Linked DNA regions of Homo sapiens: region 1 is linked to region 2. A link is a loop called in an ENCODE intact Hi-C map of the cell type or tissue named here. Cell type or tissue: CD4-positive, alpha-beta T cell. All regions are shown on one strand. Links, peaks and the distances in the headings refer to the core of each region. The heading gives the core; the rest is flanking DNA. Region 1 has its middle 17 kb from the start of HENMT1. Region 2 has its middle 47 kb from the start of EEIG2.

Evidence for each region. Peaks named below come from ENCODE experiments on the same cell type or tissue, not always from the same donor. Only the 100,000 strongest peaks of a DNase experiment are listed, where the experiment ranks them.
Region 1: a loop joins it to region 2, with 9 times the contacts of the local background. A loop is called at or near these places in 103 of 110 quality-filtered maps.

The regions. Positions count from the first base shown.
Region 1 is chr1:108,641,214-108,646,599 of GRCh38, reverse strand. No RefSeq gene overlaps it. Among named protein-coding and RNA genes, the nearest start is that of HENMT1, 17 kb to the left of the region's middle. RefSeq lists a silencer at 3,862-4,062. In CD4-positive, alpha-beta T cell, for the core only: CTCF peaks have their summits at 2,662 and 2,862 (motif pointing right); DNase peaks (open chromatin) are centred at 679, 1,539 and 2,879; H3K4me3 peaks cover 1,024 bases; H3K27ac peaks cover 2,803 bases.
Region 2 is chr1:108,510,588-108,515,973 of GRCh38, reverse strand. No RefSeq gene overlaps it. Among named protein-coding and RNA genes, the nearest start is that of EEIG2, 47 kb to the left of the region's middle. In CD4-positive, alpha-beta T cell, for the core only: CTCF peaks have their summits at 3,097 and 3,299 (motif pointing left); a DNase peak (open chromatin) is centred at 3,293.

The sequences.
Region 1 (5,386 bases), core at 95-5,094, 130 kb before region 2:
AGTTTGACATGAGATTTGAATGGGGACACAGATCCAAACCGTATCAGCTGCGAAATACAGTTTTTATTCTGGGAGGTCATGTGTCCACTTGGTCTGCCAAGGAACAAGGGGAGAAGGAACACTGGCAAATAACCATCTGTGCCACAGCTAGGACATCCTGAGCGGTCTGGAATGGGGGCTATGGAGATGCAGAGTTGGTGCCTGGGAGAGGGCTGGGGGGAGTAATTCTCAAGCTGAGTTTCCAAGGGTTAATAATTAAGCAGATGGGAAGGGGATTTGGTGAGGGGGGAGAGAATTGAGGGATTCTGATGAGAACCGTCTTTTAATCACATTACATTGGTAAACCAGCTGTTTTTTCCTTGAATTTCTAATACTGCTATCAGACTTCCCCCATGAATGCTCAAAGGTGCACATGAACAAGAGATTTGTAGCCCCACCCTATTCCTGCTCTCAAAGGCCCTCTGTCCGTCCTCACCTTTCTAGGCCTCTGCAGTTTTCACTCTAGAGTTCCCTTCTCATCATTGCTCTTCTGTGGTAGAGCCAAGGTTTCTAGCCAAGACCAGCCGTTTCTCTGATCTTTCTTGAAAGTTAATCAGTTAACTTTGTTCGAGCCTAATCACTGGAGCCCCCATGTGGAAACATTTTAAGTGCTCATGACTGCCATGGGGGCTGGAGCTGCTCTTCCCCATGGCCTTCCCGCTCTCTCTGCGGCTTCTGTACCTACGTTCTTCTTGAGAAGTTTGTCTTTCCCCCAACCTGGATACAGGCCTTTCTTTGCACACTGAAAGGCTCATTAATACTTGAGGTCAGGGGTTGCCAGACGTGCTTTTGGGGCTAGACAGTAAATCTTTGCAGGTGATCCAGTCTCTATCACAACTATTCAACTCTGCTTGAGTCAAAGCCACCACAGACAATGTGAAAACAAGTGCGCTGAGCAGGAGACAGAGTTTAATCTGCAGTCTTCTTTGAGAGAAGGTTCTCACTGCCACTGCCCACCTCCCAGACTAGATACGAAATCTGCACTACCAGGTATTGAAACCTCCCTGGCCCTTGAGATCTGAATATAATTTGCCTCCAACTCCTATTTCCATAGTCTGGGTAACTCCAAAACTCTGAGACTTCTATGATTTCCTAAAAGCTTACGTTATCACAGCACTGCCTGCCTTCAAGTTCAGTTCCATACAACTGAGATGTGAATCTCAGCCCCTTCTATGCTGCTCCGAGGCTCCTCAAACACATCCCACCTTACCCTCCTTCTCATCTGGCAGCAGCTCCCAGCTCACCTTCCCCAGCTGCCCTCGCTTGCCCCACCCCCTCCCCTCCTTTCCTGTGACTGCCAACCTGCTGCCCCACGGCACGCCCAGCAGTTCAGCTCCCTTCAAGTGTTCTCAGCCCTCAGTTCTGCCAGCGGTTATCAAGGGAGAACTCCAAATAAAGGCAATTTCTTCAACTAGAGTTTGGGTGCCAAGAACATTAAATCTTTATCTCGTTATGCCTGGTCCTGTGGAGACTGTGTGTCGAGCAGTTGACAGGAAGTCAGGGACTGAGCAGTGTCAGCAGTGGCAATGTGGTCTTTTGAAGACTGAGAACTGTGGGTTTCTGCCTTCATGAAGGATGCTAGGTGCTAACTACAGCAAACATGGCTTATCATTATATTTGTGAACCTCGAACATTTGAGACAGGTCTCAGCTAATTTAGAAAGTTTATTTTGCCAAGGTTGAGGACACGCTCCCATGACACAGTCTCAGGAGGTCCTGACAACATGTACTCAGGGTGGTCGGGGCACATCTTGGTTTTATACATTTTAGGGAGACATGAGACATTAATCAATATATGTAAGAAGTACATTGGTTCCATCCAGAAAGGCGGGGACAACTCAAAGCAAGGAGGGAGCTTCCAGGGCACTGGTAGAGGAGAGACAAATGGTTGCATTTTTTTGAGTTTCTGATAAGCTTTTCCAAAGGAGGCAGTCAGATATGCATCTACCTCAGTGAGCAGAGGGATGACTTTGAATAGAATGGGAGCTAGGTTTGCCCTGAGTAGTTTCCAGTTTGAATTTTCCTTTCGCTTAGTGATTTTAGGGGTCCAAGATATTTTCCTTTCACATATATGATGCACATCCTTGGTGATATCTAGAAAAAGGGGACAGCTGGGAATATTGCTGAGGTCTAGCAAACAAGCTGCTAGGAGCTGGAAGTTGGAAATGTGTATAGTAAATGTTAAATACAAGCTTTTGAAGCCAGCAGTATGTGTTAATACCTTTTATCTTGAAAGTTAACAATTCATGTCCTCTATTTCTCTGTTGGGTTCTTAATGTTCCTGCTGAATTGTGTGTACTCTGCCTGCACACTTTTGCCTCCACTGCTGCAACAATCTCATTTCTTTCTACATGCTCAACTTCATCCTGCATGCTAGACTCAAGCTAGAATTAGTCAGATTAAACTGTGATCTGATTGTATTGTCTTACCCAACAACATGACTCCCTGCTCCCACACATCACCCTTGACCCATCAGAGCCTTTGCTTTCACTGAACAGGCTCTGTGTGTTCTCACTGCTGTTTCCCACCTGGCCCTGTACATATGTTCTTTACCATGCTGCCCAAGCAGTGCTTTTGGGTAGAAATCTTCATGGAACTGTACTTAGAGAATTTTTCATTAATCCTACACCAAAGGAAACAATTTTACTTTAAGCAAAATGTGCAATGCTTCAAAGTCTGTTGAAATTATTTCAAATTTTAAAAATTACAAGATAAAAAATGTGTTTTTCCTTTGGTCTAAATTTCATGAAATATATGTGAAATAGGAGCAGATAGGATCACTTGAGACAGGTAGATTTGAACTGAATCAACAGACGTTCAAGGCCAGAAGGTGGCACACTTTTCCTATTTTAAGTAGCTGCACATACTCGCTTTAAGGGTTCCCCAATATAAGATTCAAAAAACAAGATGCCAAAAAAGCTTAGCATGCCAACTTTCTGCAGAGGTTTGAGGTTTTCTGCAATGCATACACTAAGGAAAAACAGTGTTGAAATGGTTTGAAGATCTGCGGTGAAGTCAATTTCTTAAGAAATGGTTGAGGTAATACCTCAACCTAGCTGGGTTATAAATGCATGGGAATGAGGTCTAAACATTCATTTGGGAAATTTTCTGACATTTCCTATTAAATAGGTTCACATGGAATAGAGATCACTGACCCAGGGACTGTCTAAATTTATGCCTGTTTAGGTTTCTTTTTTTTTTTTTTTTTAGACAGAGTCTTACTCTGTCGCCCAGGCTGGAGTGCAATGGCACGATCTCAGCTCACTGCAACTTCCACCTCACGGGTTCAAGTGATTCTCCTGCCTCAGCCTCCCAAGTAGCTGGAATTACAGGCACCCGCCACCACGCCCAGCTAATTTTTTGTATTTTTAGTAGAGACGGGGTTTCACCATGTTGGTCAGACTGGCCACAAACTCCTGACCTCAGATGATCCACCCACCTCGGCCTCCCAAAGTTCTGGGATTACAGGCGTGAGCCACTGCGCCCAGCCTAGGTTTCTTAATTTTCTGTTAAACTTTGTATAATGTGGACTGGATTAATTCCACCAGTGATTTCCTACCTATCATACAAATGGAAGGAAAGATTTCATTATGTGCTGCTACCAGATAAGTGATGCATAGGTACAGGAAGCGAAGTGAAAACAGGTGAAAGAGAAAGGGAAGGACAGACAGAGAAAGAGGAAGAAAGCCACCAGGTGTTGAAGAAAGGTGGGCCAAGTCGAAACAAGAAGGCTGGGTCTGAGAACTCCATGTTGGAGATGTGGGCAGCATCTGAGGGGGCAGATCAGAGTCCTGCCAGGTTCTGCTGTGATCTGGTACAAAGTTATTCTGGGTGATCCTCTGTACTGGGGAGGAGTGTGGAGGTTTTCCCCTAGAGTGTCCATACCCTACTCTGTCCTGACAAGAGCAGGGTGCTTTCTCTTTAGTCATATAACCTTTTTAAATCTGCACTGTCCAGGGAGGCCCTGACAATCTGCAGAGAAGATGCTGGGTTCAAACTGACATTAAACCATAGTTCTTTATTAATATTAAATTGCTATTATAATTTGAATATCAGCAGAGGGACACTGTTGGCATTGTTTTTGTTCTCTGAGGACATTCTGGTCTATGGGAATAGAACAGTCTGTACGAGGATATAGGTGACATAAATACCATTTGTTAAGTGATGATCTTAAACTGTAATAGTGAAAAAATGTTTGTGGGTACATAGTAGGTGTATATAGGGGGTATATGAGATATTTTGATATAGGCATGTAATGTGTAATAATCACATCAGGGTAAATGTGTTTTAACATTTATCATTAATAATGTGAAGTAACAGTATCTGTTACTTCAAGCATTTATCCTTTGTGTTACAAACAATCCAATTATACTTTTTTTTTTTTTTTGAGATGGAGTCTTGCTCTGTCGCCCAGGCTGGAGTACAATGGTGCGAGCTCGGCTCACTGCAACCTCGTCTCCTGGGTTCAAGCGATTCTCCTGCCTCAGCCTCCTGAGTAGCTGGGATTACAGGCGTGCACCACCACACCCGACTAATTTTTGTATTTTTAGTAGAGATGGGGTTTCACCATGTTGGTCAGGCTGGTCTCAAACTCCTGACCTCTAGTGACGCGCCTGCCTTGGCCTCCCAAAGTGCTGGGATTACAGGCTTCAGCCACTGCGCCTGGCCCAATTATACTCTTAAAATGTACAATTAAATTATTTTTGATTATAGTTACCCTTTTTTGCTAGCAAATACTACATCTTATTCATTCATTTTTTTTGCCCACCTCCCACACCCTACCCCCTAACTACCCTTCCCAGCCTCTGGTAACTATCCTTCTACTCTCTTATCTCCATGAGTTCAATTATTTTAATTTCTAGTTCCCACAAATAAGTAAGAACATCTGAAGTTTGTCTTGCTGTGCCTGGCCTATTTTACTTAACATAATGGCCTCCAGTTCCATCCATGTTGTTGCAAATGACAGGATCTCATTCTTTTTTATTGCTGAATAGTACTCTACTGCATTTATGTACCACATTTTCTCTGTGAATTCATCTAAGTGTTGATGGACACTTAGGTTGCTTCCAAACCTTGGGTATTGTGAATAGTGCTGCAATAAATGTAAAAGTGCAGGTATCTCTTCAATATACTTATGAGAGGTGACAGCATGCTGGCAGTCCTCAGAGCCCTCGCTTGCTCTTGGCACCTCCCCTGCCTGGGCTCTCACTTTGGTGGCATTTGAGGAGCCCTTCAGCCCCCCCACTGCACTGTGGGAGCCCCTTTTTGGGCTGGCCCAGGCTGGAGCCCACTCCCTCAGCTTGCAGGGAGGTGTGGAGGGAGAGGCACCAGCGGGAACCGGGGCTGCG
Region 2 (5,386 bases), core at 227-5,226:
GCACTTGATAAACTAGGTATTTGTGGAACATACCTCAAAATAATAAGAACTATTTATGACAAACCCACAGCCAATATCATATTGAATGGGCAAAAACTGGAAGCATTCCCTTTGAAAACCAGCACAAGACAAGGACGCTCTATCTCACCACTCCTATTCAACATAGTATTGGAAGTTCTGGCCAGGGCAATCAGGCAAGAGAAAGAAATAAAGTGTATTTAAATAGGAAGATAGGAAGTCAAATTGTCTCTGCTTACAGATGACATGATTGCATATTTAGAAAACCCCAATGTCTCAGCCCAAAATCTTTTAAAGCTGATAAGCAAGTTCAGCAAAGTCTCAGGATAGAAAATCAATGTGCAAAAATCACAAGCATGCCTATACACCAATAATAGAGAGCCAAATCACGAGTGAACTCCCATTCACAATTGCTACCAAGAGAATAAAATACCTTGGAATCCAACTTACAAGGGATGTGAAGGACCTCTTTAAGGAGAACTACAAACCACTGCTCAAGAAAATAAGAGAGGACATAAACAAATGGAAAAACATTCCATGCTCATGGATAGGAAGAATCAATATAGTGAAAATGGCCATACTTCCCAAGGTAATATATAGATTCAATGCTGTTCCTATCAAGCTAGATTCAATGCTGTTCCCATCAAGCTATCATTGACTTTCTTCACAGAATTAGAAAAAACTACTTCGAATTTCACATGGAACCAAAAAGGAGCCCATATAGCCAAGAGAAACCTAAGTCAGAAAAACAAAGCTGGAAGCATCATAGTATCTGACTTCAAACTATGCCACATTCTACTGGGTACCAAAACAGATGTATAGACCAATGGAACAGAACAGAGGCCTCAGAAATAACACCATACATTTGCAACCATTTGATCTTTGACAAAACTGACAAAAACAAGCAATGGACAAAGGATTCCCTATTTAATAAATGGTGTTGGGAAAACTGGCTAGCCATATGAAGAAAACTGAAACTGGACCCCTTCCTTACACCTTATACAAAAATTAACTCGAGATGGATTAAGACTTAAACATAAGGCCTAAAACCATGAAAACTCTAGAAGAAAACCTAGGCAATACCATTCAGTATATAGGCACTGGCAAAGACTTCATGACTAAAACACCAAAGGCAATTGCAACAAAAGCCAAAATTGACAAATGGGATTAGTTAAACTAAAGAGCTTCTGCACAGCAAAAGAAATTATCATCAAAGTGAACAGGCAACCTACAGAATGGGAGAAAATTTTTGCAATCTACCCATCTGACAAAGGGCTAATATCCAGAATCTACAAAGAACTTTAACATATTTGCAAGAAAAAGACAAACTATCCCATCAAAAAGTGGGTGAAGAATACGAACAGACACTTCTCAAAAGAAGACATTCATGTGGCCAACAAATATATGAAAAAAATGTCATCATCCCTGGTCATTAGAGAAATGCAAATCAAAACCACAATGAGATACCATCTCATGCCAGTTAGAATGGTGATCATTAAAAAGTGAGGAAACAACAGATGGTGGAGAGGATGTGAAGAATAGAAACGCTTTTACACTGTTGGTGGGAGTATCAACTAGTTCAACCATTGTGGAAGACAGTGTGGCGATTCCTCTAGGATCTAGAACCAGAAATACCATTAGACTCAGCAATCCCATTACTGGGTATATACCCAAAGGATTTTAAATCATTCTATTATAAAGACACATGTACATGTATGTTTATTGCAACACTATTTACAATAGCAAAGACTTGGAACCAACCCAAATGCCCATCAATGACAGACTGGATAAAGAAAATGTGGCACATATACACCATGGAATACTATGCAGCCATAAAAAAGTTCTTTGCAGGGACATGGATGAAGCTGGAAACTATCATTCTCAGCAAACTAACATAGGAACAGAAAACCAAACACCACATGTTCTCACTCATAAGTGGGAGTTGAACAATGAGAACACACGAACACAGGGAGGGGAACATTACACACTGGGGCCTTTTGGCGGGTAGGGGCAAGGGGAGGAATAGCATTAGGAGAACTACCTAATGCATGCAGGGCTTAAAACTTAGATGATGGGTTGATAAGTGCAGCAAACCACCATGGCACATGTATACCTATGTAACAAACCTGCACGTTCTGCACATGTATCCCAGAGCTTAAAGTATATATAAAAAAAGTCACAGACACCCACAGAGAATGCCATGTATGGTGGAGGCAGAGACTAGAGTGGTGCAGCCAGAAGCCAAGGAATGCCAAGGATTGCTGGCAATCAGGAATGAAGCAGGGAACAGATTCTCCCTTAGAACCTCTGGAAGGAACCAACCTTGCCAACACTTTGATTTTGGTCTTCTGGCCTCCTGAACTGTGAGAAACTAAATTTTTATTGTTTTAAGCCACCCAGTTTCTAGTAATTTGTTAAGTCAGTCCTAGGAAACTAAAACAGCACTCTAGCCTAACTCAAAGTTTCAAAAATCTCTTCCTCTGAACATACATAAATTGAGCACCTAGTGTGTGCTCCACAAATAACTGCTCATTTATGCCCTTGAAAAGGGAGAGTTAATTGTCCATAATAACATAAATAAGAAGCACTTTCACAATAATTGTAAACAAAATATATTCGGATGAAGAAAAGCCACTTTCTCTTTTTGTAGGAAATGCATTATAATAACATAAATAAGAGGCACTTTCACAATAATTTTAAACAAAATATATTCTGATGAGGAAACACCACTTTGCTGTAGTTGCATTTTAAAGAGTTTTATCATGTGAATATTATATATGACATATTACTGTCAAAAGAACTGACGTAAATCAGGGTTATTAAATTTCATGCTTCAAAAAGATGCTACCCACAGATATAAAGATTTTATCATTCTTTTGTCTTTTGCTGTTGCCATGCACCTACCACATTGGCTTTCATTAACTTGACCCTTAACATGAAAGATACCAATAAGACAACCTTTATTTGTAACACTTATGAGAAAAAACTGGTGCAATGTATTTCCTCGGTCGATGAGCTTTCCTGATATTGTAACACGGAGGAAAAAAATGTAATAAAGAATAATAAATAAAACAGGAATAAGTGAAAATTGCTAATTTTTTCCCCTTGCTTTTCCCAAATTATGACTGCACTTTATTTATAATTTCCTTATGTACTTTTATATTCATAGCTAAATATGTCATTGAGTTTGTGGAAAAATATTAATTGAATGAATTGTTTATAGAAAAATACAACGTGGTCTAAAGGCATTCTCAAGCTGTCATTTTGGTGTTCTATCACCCTCTACTGCTCAGTGAGCCAAATTACATTTAGCCTTTTTCCCCACCAAAACTGGTATCTTTTCCAAGGCTAAAAAAATATTTTTTATCCATTTGCTAAATTTATAAAATCTGTTCATAAATAAAAAATCACACTGAAGATAAACAGAGAGAAAGTTATCTGTTTATGTCTCTGTTGGCTCCTCAATGGAAGTTAGAGACTATTTCATGTTCATATCCCTAGCAGACAACATACTGTGTAGCACTGTTTATATACTCCATAAATACTGGCTAAATGAAATGTTGAGGCAATTTGCACAATTATTGCTGTTTTCATTTATCATTTTTACAAAGTCTTTTATTTCATAAATATCATTACTATGTGGATTTATAAGTTAGTAAAACAGATATTTCTAATCTCTTGATTTCATATAAACGCGAAAGTTATTTTGACTTCAATATAATTAACAGTTTCAAACCCTATATTGATAGTCATTTTTACTATGGTTTAACATGGGCATTTTTGTGGTGATCCGTTATTCTGAATAGTTGTACATTATTCATTGGAGCTTTTTGTTGGTTATATTTACAATCAGCTGGGGGTGGTGGAGAAAACCTGAAATACCAGTGGCTTAAGGTCCGATCCTAGTTTATTTCTGTCACACATAAACCTATGTAATCCAGGATGACATGACGTTTCCATAGCAATCAGGATCCTGGCTCCCTCTGTTGTTCAGCTCCATAATGCCTAAATTCTGTACACTAAGAAGAATAGATTGGCGCAGAGCCTCTGGACTGTAGACTAGAATAACTGCATGTCATAGCAGAGTGGAGGCTGGTATACTCTGACAAAGGGTTCTGAAATAGTGGTCCACTAAAGCTACATAAGGTCAGTGTGCTCAGTTGTGAGCTACTTGATGCACTGCAAGTTTCACAAATTGATATCCTAAAAAATCATGATTGTAAATTGGTACTCATAGTGCCCAGTTTCTCTGGTAACATCATCTCCCTGTCTCCATAAAAATGATGCTGTACCTTTTTCAAATCTCTTCAAACTTCTGTCCTCACATCCTGTCTTTCTGATCCTCTCTCCCTCACATCCTTACATCCTCACTTTTACCACAGTGCTTCATTCTTCACTGAAGACATGGAAGCCATTTTATGGGCCTCCTTCATCTTTCCGCTATCATATCCGCAAATTCTTAACCGAATTTGTACCCGTTTTTCAGCTGCATTGGAAGAAGTGTGCCTATAGCTCCAGTCAGCCACAGAGGTGAAGTTGCAGGGATTTACTCAAGGTGATGGTTTTGCCAAATGAATAAGGGAAATAAAAGAGGCATCAGGAGTAAAGGGATATGTAAGGTATTGGTTAAGTTGATGGATCATGGAATCTAAGTGGGACTAAGGAAAGAAATGAGAGCCCAATGAGGTGAGGACTGTGATAATATAGAAACATGAATAAGTTATAAGTCCTATGGGGTCCCTTTTCATATTCTTTGCTTATTCATTACATTATTTGTCTTTTTCTTAGTGATTGATAGGATTTCTTATGTACTCTGAATACTATCTTTTGTTAGTTGTAAGGTTTGTATTTTTGTTCTGTGGCTTTTATTTTTCATCTTTTTAATGATGTGTTTTGATGCACAGGTGTTTTCAATGTTACCAAATTTGTATTTTATGATTTATGATTTTTTCCCCAAAGACCAGATTACAAGCTTCAAGATTTATTTTTTTAAATAATAACATCTCTTATTTGTATAGAATTATGAATTATAAACTATTGTTTTGCTTAATCCTTTTAATTACCATGTGAGACAGACAGGCTAGAGGATATTAGCTCCCATCTTACAGACAAAGGGTGGAAACACTGTACCCATATTTAGTATAAGAGAGAGCTGGGATGTAAGCCCTGGGCTTCCATACTCACAACTGCTTTTTTCCCATGACTTTGTGGTACCTCATTTTAAAGTAATCTGATTTCACAATGTTTCATTACAGTGTAAGAGTAACATCTATATCATATCTTCCTGGCAGGTTACCTCTGGAGCTAACCAACCTAATTAATTACCTCATAGGCTGAAACATTTTAAGGCACTGTTATACCTCTCACT